Linked DNA regions of Homo sapiens: region 1 is linked to region 2. A link is a contact called in ENCODE Hi-C or POLR2A ChIA-PET data. All regions are on one chromosome and are shown on one strand. Each heading gives the region's core, a stretch centred on a gene start or an enhancer-like site at or near the end of the contact. The rest is flanking DNA. Distances are from core to core; before and after follow the strand shown.

The links. Hi-C counts contacts between places; a loop is a spot of excess contacts on that map. ChIA-PET counts read pairs that join two places held with the same protein, here RNA polymerase II (POLR2A). Pooled maps may share reads with other maps.
Region 1: a pooled map shows a loop between it and region 2 (4-fold over the local background). The contact joins two enhancer-like sites. A Hi-C loop is called at or near these places in 1 of 168 maps with a recorded cell type or tissue (MCF 10A) and 5 of 50 pooled maps. POLR2A ChIA-PET finds 5 or more read pairs at or near these places in 3 of 52 experiments (AG04450, activated CD4-positive, alpha-beta T cell and activated naive CD4-positive, alpha-beta T cell).

What each region holds. Positions count from the first base shown.
Region 1 is chr10:6,380,046-6,385,390 of GRCh38, forward strand. No RefSeq gene overlaps it. Among named protein-coding and RNA genes, the nearest start is that of LINC02656, 32 kb to the left of the region's middle. Within about 2 kb of position 2,186, at least 7 of the 41 ENCODE cell types and tissues checked have a DNase peak (open chromatin) inside an H3K27ac peak, as active enhancers do.
Region 2 is chr10:6,159,634-6,164,934 of GRCh38, forward strand. It overlaps a transcript of PFKFB3 not described here. Among named protein-coding and RNA genes, the nearest start is that of MIR3155B, 10 kb to the left of the region's middle. RefSeq lists a silencer at 3,790-4,269 and an enhancer at 4,680-4,789. Within about 2 kb of position 4,043, at least 30 of the 41 ENCODE cell types and tissues checked have a DNase peak (open chromatin) inside an H3K27ac peak, as active enhancers do.

The DNA of each region.
Region 1 (5,345 bases), core at 936-3,435, 220 kb after region 2:
GGGCTACAGGCCCCATGCAAGTCTGAAACCCAGCGGGGTAGTCAATTCTTAAAACTCTAAAATGATCTCCTTTGACTCCATGTCTCACATCCAGGTCATGTTGATGCAAAAGGTGGGCTTCCATGGTCTTAGGCAGCTCCATCTCCATAGCTTTGCAGAGTACAGCCTCCCTCCTGGCTGCTTTCATGTGCTGGTGTTGAGTGTCTGTGGCTTTTCAAGGCACATGGTGCAAGCTGTTGGTGGATCTACCATTCTGGGGTCTGGAGGACAGTGGCCTTCTCACAGCTCCACTAGGCAGTGCCCCAGTAGGGACTCTGTGTGGAGACTCTGACCCCACATTTCCCTTCTGCACTGCCCTAGCAGAGGTTTTCAATGAGGGCCCCACCCCTGCAGCAAACTTCTGCTTGGGCATCCAGGCATTTCCATACATCCTCTGAAATCTAGGTAGAGTCGACTTAATTCTTGACTTCTGTGCACCTGCAGGCTCAACACCACGTGGAAGCTGCCAAGGCTTGGGGCTTCCACCCTCTGAAACAACAGCCTGAGCTGTACCTTGGCCCCTTTTAGTTATGGGTGGAGTGGCTGGGACTCAGGGCACCAAGTTCCTAGACTGCGCACAGCAGAGAGACCCTGGGCCTAGCCCACGAAACCATTTTTTCCTCCTAAACCTCCAGGCCTGTGATGGGAGGGGCTGCCGCAAAGGTCTCTGACATGCCCTGGAGACATTTTCCCCATTGTCCTGGTGATTAACATTCAGATCTTCATTACTAATGCAAATTTCTGCAGCCAGCTTTAATTTCTCCTCAGAGAATGGGATTTTTGTTTCTATCACATTGTCAGCCTGAAAATTTTACAAACTTTAATGATCTGTTTCCCTTTTAAAATTGAATGCCTTTAACAGCATCCAAGTCACCTCTTGAATGCTTTGCTGCCTAGAAATAGAAATCTTCCACCAGATACCCTAAATCATCTCTCTCAAGTTCAAAGTTCCACAAATCTCTAGGGCTGGGGCAAAATGCTGTCAGTCTCTTTGCTAAAACGTAACAAGAGTTACCTTTGTTCCAATTCCCAACAAGTTCCTCATCTCCATCTGAGACCACCTCAGCCTGGATTTCACTGTCCATATCATTATCAGCATTTTGGTAAAAGCCATTCAGCAAGTCTCTAGGAAGTTCCAAACTGTCCCACATTTTTCTGTCTTCCTCTGAGTCCTCCAAACTGTTCCAACCTCTGCCTGTTACCCAGTTCCACATTTTTGTGTATCTTTTCAGCAGTGCCCCACTCTACTGGTACCAATTTACTGCATTAGTCTGTTTTCATGCTACTGATAAAGCCATATCTGAGACTGGGGAAAAAAAAGAGGTTTAATGGACTTATAGTTCCACATGGCTGGAGAGGCCTCACAATCGTGGCAGAAGGCAAGGAGGAGCAAGTCACATCTTACATGGATGGTGGCAGGCAAACAGAGAGAGATTGTGCAGGAACATGCCTCTTTATAAAACCATCAGATCTCATGAGACTAATTCACCATCACAAGAACAGCACGGGAAAGACCCGCCCCCATAACTCAGTTACCTCCCACCAGGTCCCTCCCACAACACGTGGGAATTCAAGATGAGATTTGGGTGGGGACACAGCCAAACCATATCACCATGTCTCTCCATGGACTGACTTGATGGACAATTCTTTGGAGGTGGATAACTGTGATTGTCCTGTAAACCATAAAGCAGAGAGGGCACCCCAAGGAAAGCCATGTTACCCAAGTAGATGCTGGACAAGTGTTAAATACATAGCTGCCTTCATTGTGGAAACAGGGGCAGGGATCTGAGGACTTCTATATCAAGACCTTTCCACTCCTCCACTAGTTTACTTCTCTGGGTCTACTGTCGACATTCATCTAAAATGCAACTCCAACAGAAATTGTGGGACAGGGATGTCCCATTCACCTGGAGAAAGGCTATACAAGGCAATACAATGGCCATTGCAGCAAAAAAATCAGGTGTCTAGAAACATATTAAGCCAGAATTAAGCTGTAGCTCTCTGCATAGTTTATGAGACACTTCTCTGAAGTGCAGCTGAAAATGATGGGTGTGTGTGTGTTTTAAATCTGAAGGCCCTCGGGAATGGCATGTACACAAATGTCAGTGTTTGTGGGCATGAAAGGGAAGGAAACCAGACATGGGGCTGGCGGAGAAGACTTAACAGCTGCAGCTGGCATGCTTTTGCTTTGTCTTTGATTCTTTCGATTCCTGTTTGGCTTTGGTCCCATGTTTTGGGCTGTGACTAAGCTTTCGTGTCTTTGGGGGCTAAGTAGACATCAAAACAAGAAACGCCACTCACTGTGCAAATGGATTTGCCCGAAATGCTGCTGAAGAAGACAGGTTGGCATCGGGCTGGTGCTTTTCTGCTTCTACTTAAATAGGAGAGGATTTGGTCAAACTTGGTCCTTGGGACAAGGAGCTGTTTTGGACAAACGGTTTACGGAAGGTGAGGCTGGGTATTTTAAGAAGGGAGGTGAGAAGTGAGAGACCTGGAATCTGGTCCTTGTAATCGGTCATCTTGCAACATGGACTTGACTGTTGTGGAAATGGTCTACACCTCAGTTTCCTTTTTACCACAAGCTCTTCCCTCCATCTCTGTCGACACATTTCCCTCCTCTTGCTCCAGCCTCTGCTTATTTCAGGGGCTCAGTTTTCTCAAGATGGCCCCATGAAACTTCCTTGCCACAGAATGCTTCTCTGGATGCTATATCAATCGATTACATGTTAGTATGAATTTAGCTAATACACTACCTCCACATGTGACTGTACACTCAAAGTATCCCAGCAGAGGCACTCTCCCAGGTGCAACAAGATGAAACAGTCAGTTTCGGGGTCTCTTATCATGTCCCTATATAAACACAGGTGTGGGAGGGAAATATTTTGAGATGACTGCATGGAACTCTGTATTCCTTTTCCATATAATGAGTATATTATTCTCCAGCGTCTCTCCATTGCTCAAAACCACGAATATCTCCTCTCTTGAAAAAGTGACAGTGTGAGGACTGGGAAGCTGAAATTTTAGCTCAGAAGTCTACAACTAGAACCAAGTTTCTAAAAATGTGCTGTGTTATATAATCCAGGAGGAGGCAATGGAAAAGTACCAGCTGGTGTGGGACTGGAGGCTTTCCTGCCTCTGACTCACTCAGGCAAAAGGTCTTGAATTAAGATGCTTCTCAGAAAATCCAAACAAAACCCATTCATTCTCCAAGGCTTCGCATTCGTTGTGGGAGTCAAAATGTAACCATGGGACTGAGATTGCCTGGGCACATTTGGGAAAGTTCACAAAGTTTGTTCTTGTGTCCCTCGAGGCCAGCTTCCAGGGCCTCCCCACTCCTTTCCAGATGCCCGATGCCATCCTGCCGTATCTATGGCACCACAGACAGCCCTATCGGGAAGATGGCCCAAATGGCTTTCCCCATCAAAACTTGACTTCTCTGTCCTGTGGCCTCAGGCCCTGCTCTGGGTTGTCCTTAACTAAACAGTTAGATGGATCCTTGCTGTGGTGTTAGCTAACTGAATAGAGCACCTTTGAAAAAATAACATAATAGGCTGACCACGGTGGCTCATGCCTGTAATCCTGGCACCTTGGGAGGCTGATGGGGGAGGGTTGCTTGAGTCCAGGAGTTTAAGACTAGCCTAGGTAACATAGCAAGCCGTTGTCTCTACAAAAAATGTAAAAATTAGTCAGGTGTGGTGGTGCCTGCCTGTGGTCCCAGCTACTTGGGAGGCTGAGGTGGGAGGCTTAAGGGGGTTGAGGCTACCTTGAGCTGTGTTTGCACCACTGCACTCCAGCCTGGGTGACAGAGTGAGACCCTGCCTCAAAAACAAAACAAAACAAAAACAAAACATAATGTCTTAACTCAAAAGAGAGCATGGCTACTTGTGCAGTGACAAAAGTGGCTGGCATATCAGGAATGATGACTCTGGCCTAGGAAGATGTTTGGGACCTGTGGAGCCTTTGGATGTGGAGTCCCTCAGATCACACTAGAATCTGGCTGCCTTCTCCACGAAGAGATTTCTGTGTGGAAGGTCCAGGCATCTGTGTTTTGCAGCTCCCCAGAAGGTTTTGAGGCCTGTGGGAAATGATGGGGGACTGCAGCACTTGTATGCTGTGATGTCGGAAGAATAACAGCCAGCGGCTCAGCAGCATTAAGGCTTTGTGGACTGTTCCTAGGCTTTTTCCGTCTCTCCTTTTTTTTTTTTTTTTTTTTTTTTGCCACAGTTGACATCTGTACGCCCCACGTCACGTGAGGTTAGTGTCTGAGCAGGGACTACAAGGAGCCAACAATCCTGACTTCTGGTCTACCTTTCCCCCAAGTACCCACAGCCTCCCTAATATCCAAATCCTCATGTAACTTTATGCAATGAAACATATCAAACTTTACATAGCATTGCCCAGCCTGTGCACGTTGAGGTATTTCAAAGCAAAAAGCATTATAAAGTCTTTGTGAACCTCTCCCCACAAGCATGTAAAGCTTTGGGAACAGGCCAGGAACCACCTGCCTTGGCATACCATAGTGCTGTGACCATTGCAATTATATTTTCCAGATACAATTCTTGGGGCATGCAGTCTGAGAATGCTTTGCCTCTGAATGGAGCACATGGTTTTTGGATAGGGAAATGTTGGCCTACAGATGTATGAAGGCTATGGTGTTGGTGGGGGTGCCGTAATAGGATAACTTGAGTCTGAATGTGTGAAGTGATGTTTCGACTAGAGCTGATTTTGGAAGTGGTTGTAGCTGGCACTGGGAGATGAGGAGGCATGATGAGGGTGAGAATAATTCAATGTGAATTTTCAAGAGTTAGGCTCTTGAACTGTAAGAATGTAAACCTCAGGTCACTTTACTAAGAGGGGTTATATTGGGCCAAATGTCTGCATCTGCCTCCCACATTCATTCACCTGGCCCCACCTGCCTGCCCCCAGGTGCCCTGTATCTGGCTCAGGGCTGAGAACCACAGCAGCCTGGCACCTACTCCCTAGTCCTGGCCTTGTGGTCTCATGTGGTCTGGGCTGCTCCCACCACATCCCGACTCAGGTGAAGTGTGGATCTGAGCGCACAGCTGCAAAGTACAGGGCCTGGGGCCTTGACCAGGAAGTGCAGGTGAGTTCACGTACCTGTACAGGGTGAAGACAGCCTGAAGGAGGTGTGGGCAGGAGGGGGCTTCATGCCCCACACAAGGAGGTTTGACCATTGAGACAGGAGGTGGTGGCAGTTGTGAATTTTTCTCCCTTCCCTGCCCACCTCCCTCCTCCTCCCACTCACACTCACATTGCTCCAGGTATGGTGATGCCTTTGGCCTGCC
Region 2 (5,301 bases), core at 2,793-5,292:
GTGAGCCGAGATTACACCATTGCACTCCAGCCTGGGCAACAAGAGTGAAACTCCGTCTGAGGAAAAAAAAAAAAAACAAAACACCAAAAAACCAAAAACCAAAAACATCAAAATCATTACATATGGTAAGGTACTTTTTATTTATTTACTTATTGAAACAGGGTCTCGGATTGTCACCTAGGCTGGAGTGCAGTGACTCACTGCAGCTTTGACCTGCCAGGCTCAAGCAATCCCCCCACCTCAGCCTCCCCAGTTGCTATGACTTTAGGTGTGTGCCACCATGCCTGGCTATTGTTTTTTTTTTTAATAGAGACGAGGTCTTGCCATCTTGCCCAGGCTGGTCTTGAACTCCTAGACTCAAGCAATCCTCCCGCCTGAGCCTCTCAAAGTGCTGAGATTACAGGCATGAGCTACCATGCCCGGCCTACGATACTTTTTAAAATAAAATTAAAACAACTAAAACTAAACAATGCTTTTTAGGAATATATACATAATAAAACTATGTATTTTTACAAGATTCAGGATAATGGTTACTTCCATTTGAAGGGAGGCAGAAGCAGAGGATGGGGGAATATACAAATACATGTCACTTAATGTCAATAATTGAGATGTCAATTGGCTGATGGGGTCATAGTTGTCTGTTATATTAAACAAACAAATACAAAAGAGGGCCATTCAGGGATCAGTGATGAGAGCCTGAGATGAGGCGAGGACTGTGATTGCTCCCACCCTCTCTACCTGAGGTCCAGAAAGCAAGAAAGAATGAAGAGTTCCCTTTTGACCTGTTACAAGATCAGCAGTTTCCTGGGTGCGGTGGCTCACGCCTGTAATCCCAGCACTTTGGGAGGCTGAGGCAGGCAGATGACCTGAAGTCAGGAGTTCGAGACCAGCCTGGCAAACACAGTGAAACACTGTATACTAAAAATACAAAAAAATTAGCTGGGCATGGTGGCACGCACCTGTAATCCCAGCTACTCAGGAGGCTGAGGCAGGAGAATTGCTTGAACCCGGGAGGTGGAGGCTGCAGTGAGCTGAGATCTCGCCATTGCATTCCAGCCTGGGCGACAAGAGCAAGACTCTGTCTCAAAAAAAAAAAAAAAAAAAAAGAGGATGAAGCAAATATGGTAAATATGGTAAAATGTTAATAACTAGTGAAGATATATGGAGATTCTTTGTACTACTTAAAAATTTTCTAAATTTGAAATTACGTCAAAATGAGAAGTTAAAAGAGAAATGACAGGTCACTTCTCCAGTCATCTCCCAACCTTGATGCATTTGGCCTTTTTTTAAATTTTTTTAATTTATTTTTTTATTTTTTTGAGATAGAGTTTCACTCTTGAAGCCCAGGCTGGAGTGGAATGGTGTGATCTTGGCTCACTGCAACCTCCGCTTCTCGGGTTCAAGCAATTCTCCTGCCTCAGACTCCCGAGTAGCTGGGACTACAGGTGCCTGCCACCATGCCCAGCTACTTTTTGTATTTTTAGTAGAGACGGGGTTTCACCATGTTGGGCAGGCTGGTCTTGAACTCCTGACCTCAGATGGTTCACCTGCCTTGTCCTCCCAAAGTGCTGGAATTACAGGTGTGAGCCACGGCGCCTGACCTCATTTGGCCTCTTCTTTCTGTTGCTCAAACACTCAAGACTTACGACTCAGGGCCTCTGCAAGTTCCCCCTGCCTGGAGCAGTGATAGGGTGACTCTTTACCAGCAATATGAGGATCCCATTTGTTTGGATCATTTGTAAAGGTAACTTTTCCCATTTGTAACTAAAAAGTTATCTGTGGAGGGATCCTTTGCAGTCACTCACAAAGTGTGAATAAAATATCCTGTTCCCAATAATCTTTATAAAAAATTTAAAAAATTATTTTATTTCATTTTGTCATGTCCTTGAGTCATAGATATATACACACATATGTATATATATACACACATATGTATATATATACACACACACATATATATATACACACACACATATATATACACACACACACATATATATATATAGAGAGAGAGAGAGAGAGAGAATCTCACTTTGTCACCCAGGCTGGAGTGCAGTGGTGCCATCAGGACTTGCTGTTGTCTAGAATTCCTGGGCTCAAGCGATCCTCCCACCTCAGCCTCCCGAGTGGGTGGGATTACAGGAGGGTGCCACCATGCCTGGCTAATTTTTTAATTTTTAATTTTGTAGAAACAGGGTTTCACTATGTTGCCCAGGGTGGCCTTTAATTTCTAATGTAAACATTTTTAATTGTGGTAAATACACTTATAATTTACCATCTTCAACATTTTTAAGTATACAGCTCAGTGGTGTTAAATATATTCAGTGTTGTACAACCATCACCACCAACCATCTCTAGAACTTTTTCATCCTGCAAGACTGAAACTCTGCACCCATTAAACAATAACTCTCATTCTTCACAATCCCCAGCTCCTGGCAGCCACCATTCTTTCTGTCTCTGAATCTGACTATTCTAGGGAACTCATGTGAGTGGAATCTTACAACATTTGTCTGTTTGTGCCTGGCCTATTTCACTTAGCATCAAGTGCTCACGGCTCATCCACGTTGTAGCATGGGTCAGAATTTCCATCTTTTTGGAGGCGGAGTAATGTTCTGTGTGTTTAGTCACATTTTGTGTATCCATTCATCTGTTGTTGGACACATGGATTACTCTACCTTCTGGCTGTTGTCAATAATGCTGCTGCGAACATGGGTCTACAAACATCTCTTTGAAACCTTGCTTTCAATTCTTTGGGGTGTGTATATACAAGGAATAATCTTTTATTTCATAGCTTTAGCATCTATTGATGATTCTTGAGTGAAACACTTATCAGAGTGTCCGTAAAATGGCTATTTACCATTTTTGTCATTCTTTCCACATTTATTAGTTGGCATTCTTTTGTAAAGAAGCTCTTTCCTGCCCATCCTCCCTTTTACTAGCTTTAATTTCATCATCATTATTAATAGTAGTAATAGTACCAATGTGGACTCCGGGATTTTTAAAATTATGACTGCATGTGTTAGAATCCATTCCTGACATACTCAATTGATGCTCAAGCCACTCCCAGTTTGGGTGAGAACCCTTTCAGGCTGGCTGCTGTGTCCTTGACACGCCCCCTTCAGCTTTTGAGCTCTGTCTTAACTCCTGTTCCAGGCTCCTTGTGTCCTTCCCAGTCTCGGCCTTGGGAGCAGCCACTCCTCCAAGGATCCCTGGGTACTTTCAGTGGAGGATGGTCCTTAGAAGGCTGGATCTGGGCTTTTGTGTGCCTCTTCTTGCTACCGGAGTGTCCGTGTTTCCAGGGCGTTTTTCATGGATGGAGCTGGGAAACATTTTAAAATTGTAAATTCAAACGGATCAGTTATTCCAGTCCAGCAGCACAGAGTTCTTCCTCTCCTTCCCCCGTCCCATAATTGTATCTTTCATTTGCTTTCTGTGTTTTCCCCAGGAATGTTGTCTTCATCTTGAATCTCCTTTGCTACTGGCTGTACTCATTAGCAACATAAAATTCCTCGTGATAACCTCTGACCCCTATCCCATGTGTGATGACACCGAGTTGAGGGAGATCAGACATTCAATGCAGAGGTGGGGGCCAAGACCAAGCCTCCTGGGGCTTAAGAAAATATCTCCAGAGACGGGAAGTCTGGAAGGGAACTCCATCACGAATATTTTATGTTCCCTCCCTCTATTGTTCTCAATCACTGCACAAGTGTATATTACTTTTTTTAATAACAAAAAGGAACTTTTAAGGTAACCCCCCACAACCCTATATAGACTGGATGTCAACTCTTTAGTCCTAGATACACCTGGAGCCTGGCGTCGTGGGGACAGAGGCAGGTCCCTGTGCTGAGGGCGGTAAGACAGGGCGGGTAGGTGGGGACCCAGCTGGGAGGTAGGGGGGCCAGACGGGACATCAGCTCCCGGGAGCCCCGCTCTGGGCACGGTGCGCGCCTCCACCCTCCATTGCACCCCGCGCCTGCTTCCTCCCAGGTGCACCTCGGGCGCCTAAGCCAGCTGGGTCCCGGGCCCCGGGAGCAGCTGCGGGCCCGACGGGGGCGTGGCGGGACCGGCGGGGGCGGGGCCTGGGGGTGGTCCGCGCGGATTGGCTGCTGCCTGCGGCGCACGAGCCGGTCAGCGCGCACCCCGCCCTTCCCGGGCCGTGCGGCACGCCGCGTTCACGTGCTGTCGCGCGCCCTCCCGGCGTGCGCCGCGCGGCCCCAGCCTGCTCTGCGGCGACTGTCCGGCTCGTGAGCTCCGCGTGGATCCGGCGCTGGGCCCCCTACGCTCTGGGGACCTGGGGTTGTGTTTCCGGCAAAGGATGTTTTCCGAGAAGGCCTGGGAGCGGCTGTAAATAATACCCGAGAGGAAATAGGCCCGGCAGGTGTTTTTGCGCGTCCCGGCGTTGGGTGTGGCTGCGGCGGGCGTGCAGGCCGCAGATGAGGAAACAGACTAGGAGGGATTTAGGCATCTGGACTCTGCGGGGCGGCCCGGGCGCGCAGCCCGTTTCCCTGTGGGTTGAGGGCGCGGGAGAAGTGGGCGGCCCACCCCACCCCGCGCGTGGATGCGGGGCTGGGGCAGGTCCGCGGTGGAGGCGCCGCCAGTGAGCACCCGGGGACCGCTCCTAGCCCCCAGTGTGGGACACAGACTCCCTGAGGACCTCGTATGCGTTGGGTCTGTGGCTCCATCCGAATCTTCATGAACAGGGCCTGCGGTGAATTTGGGGAGAGTGAGTGAGCGGGTGAAGGGTCAGGAAATAAGTCACAGGAGGCATGGTTGAAGAATTGGGGATGTTTAACCCAGACATGGCAGGACTGGGCACACTTGACCCCTGTCTGGAAGTATTTGAAAGACTTCTGAAGGGGGCCAGCCCCTCCACACCTGTGGGTGTTTCTCGTCAGGTGGGAGGAGATACTGAGAAAAGAAATAAGACACAAAGTATAAAGAACAGTGGGCCCAGGGGACTGGCACTCAGCATACGAAGGACCCGCACTGGTGGCCGTCTCTGAGTTCCCTCAGTATTGATCATTATTTTTACTATCTTGGCGAGGGGAGTGTAGCAGGGCAACAGGTGGGGAGAAGGTCAGCAGGGAAACATGTGAGCAAAGGAATCTGTATCATGAATAAGTTCAAGGAAAGGTACTGTGCCCTGATGTGCACATAGGCTAAGTTTATGTTTCCCTTTACTCAGACATCTCAGTGTAGCAAAGAGTAACAGAGCAGTATTGCTGCCAGCATATCGCCTACAGCCACAGGGCGGTTTTCTCCTATCTCAGAATAGAACGAATGGGATTGGTCTGCTTTACA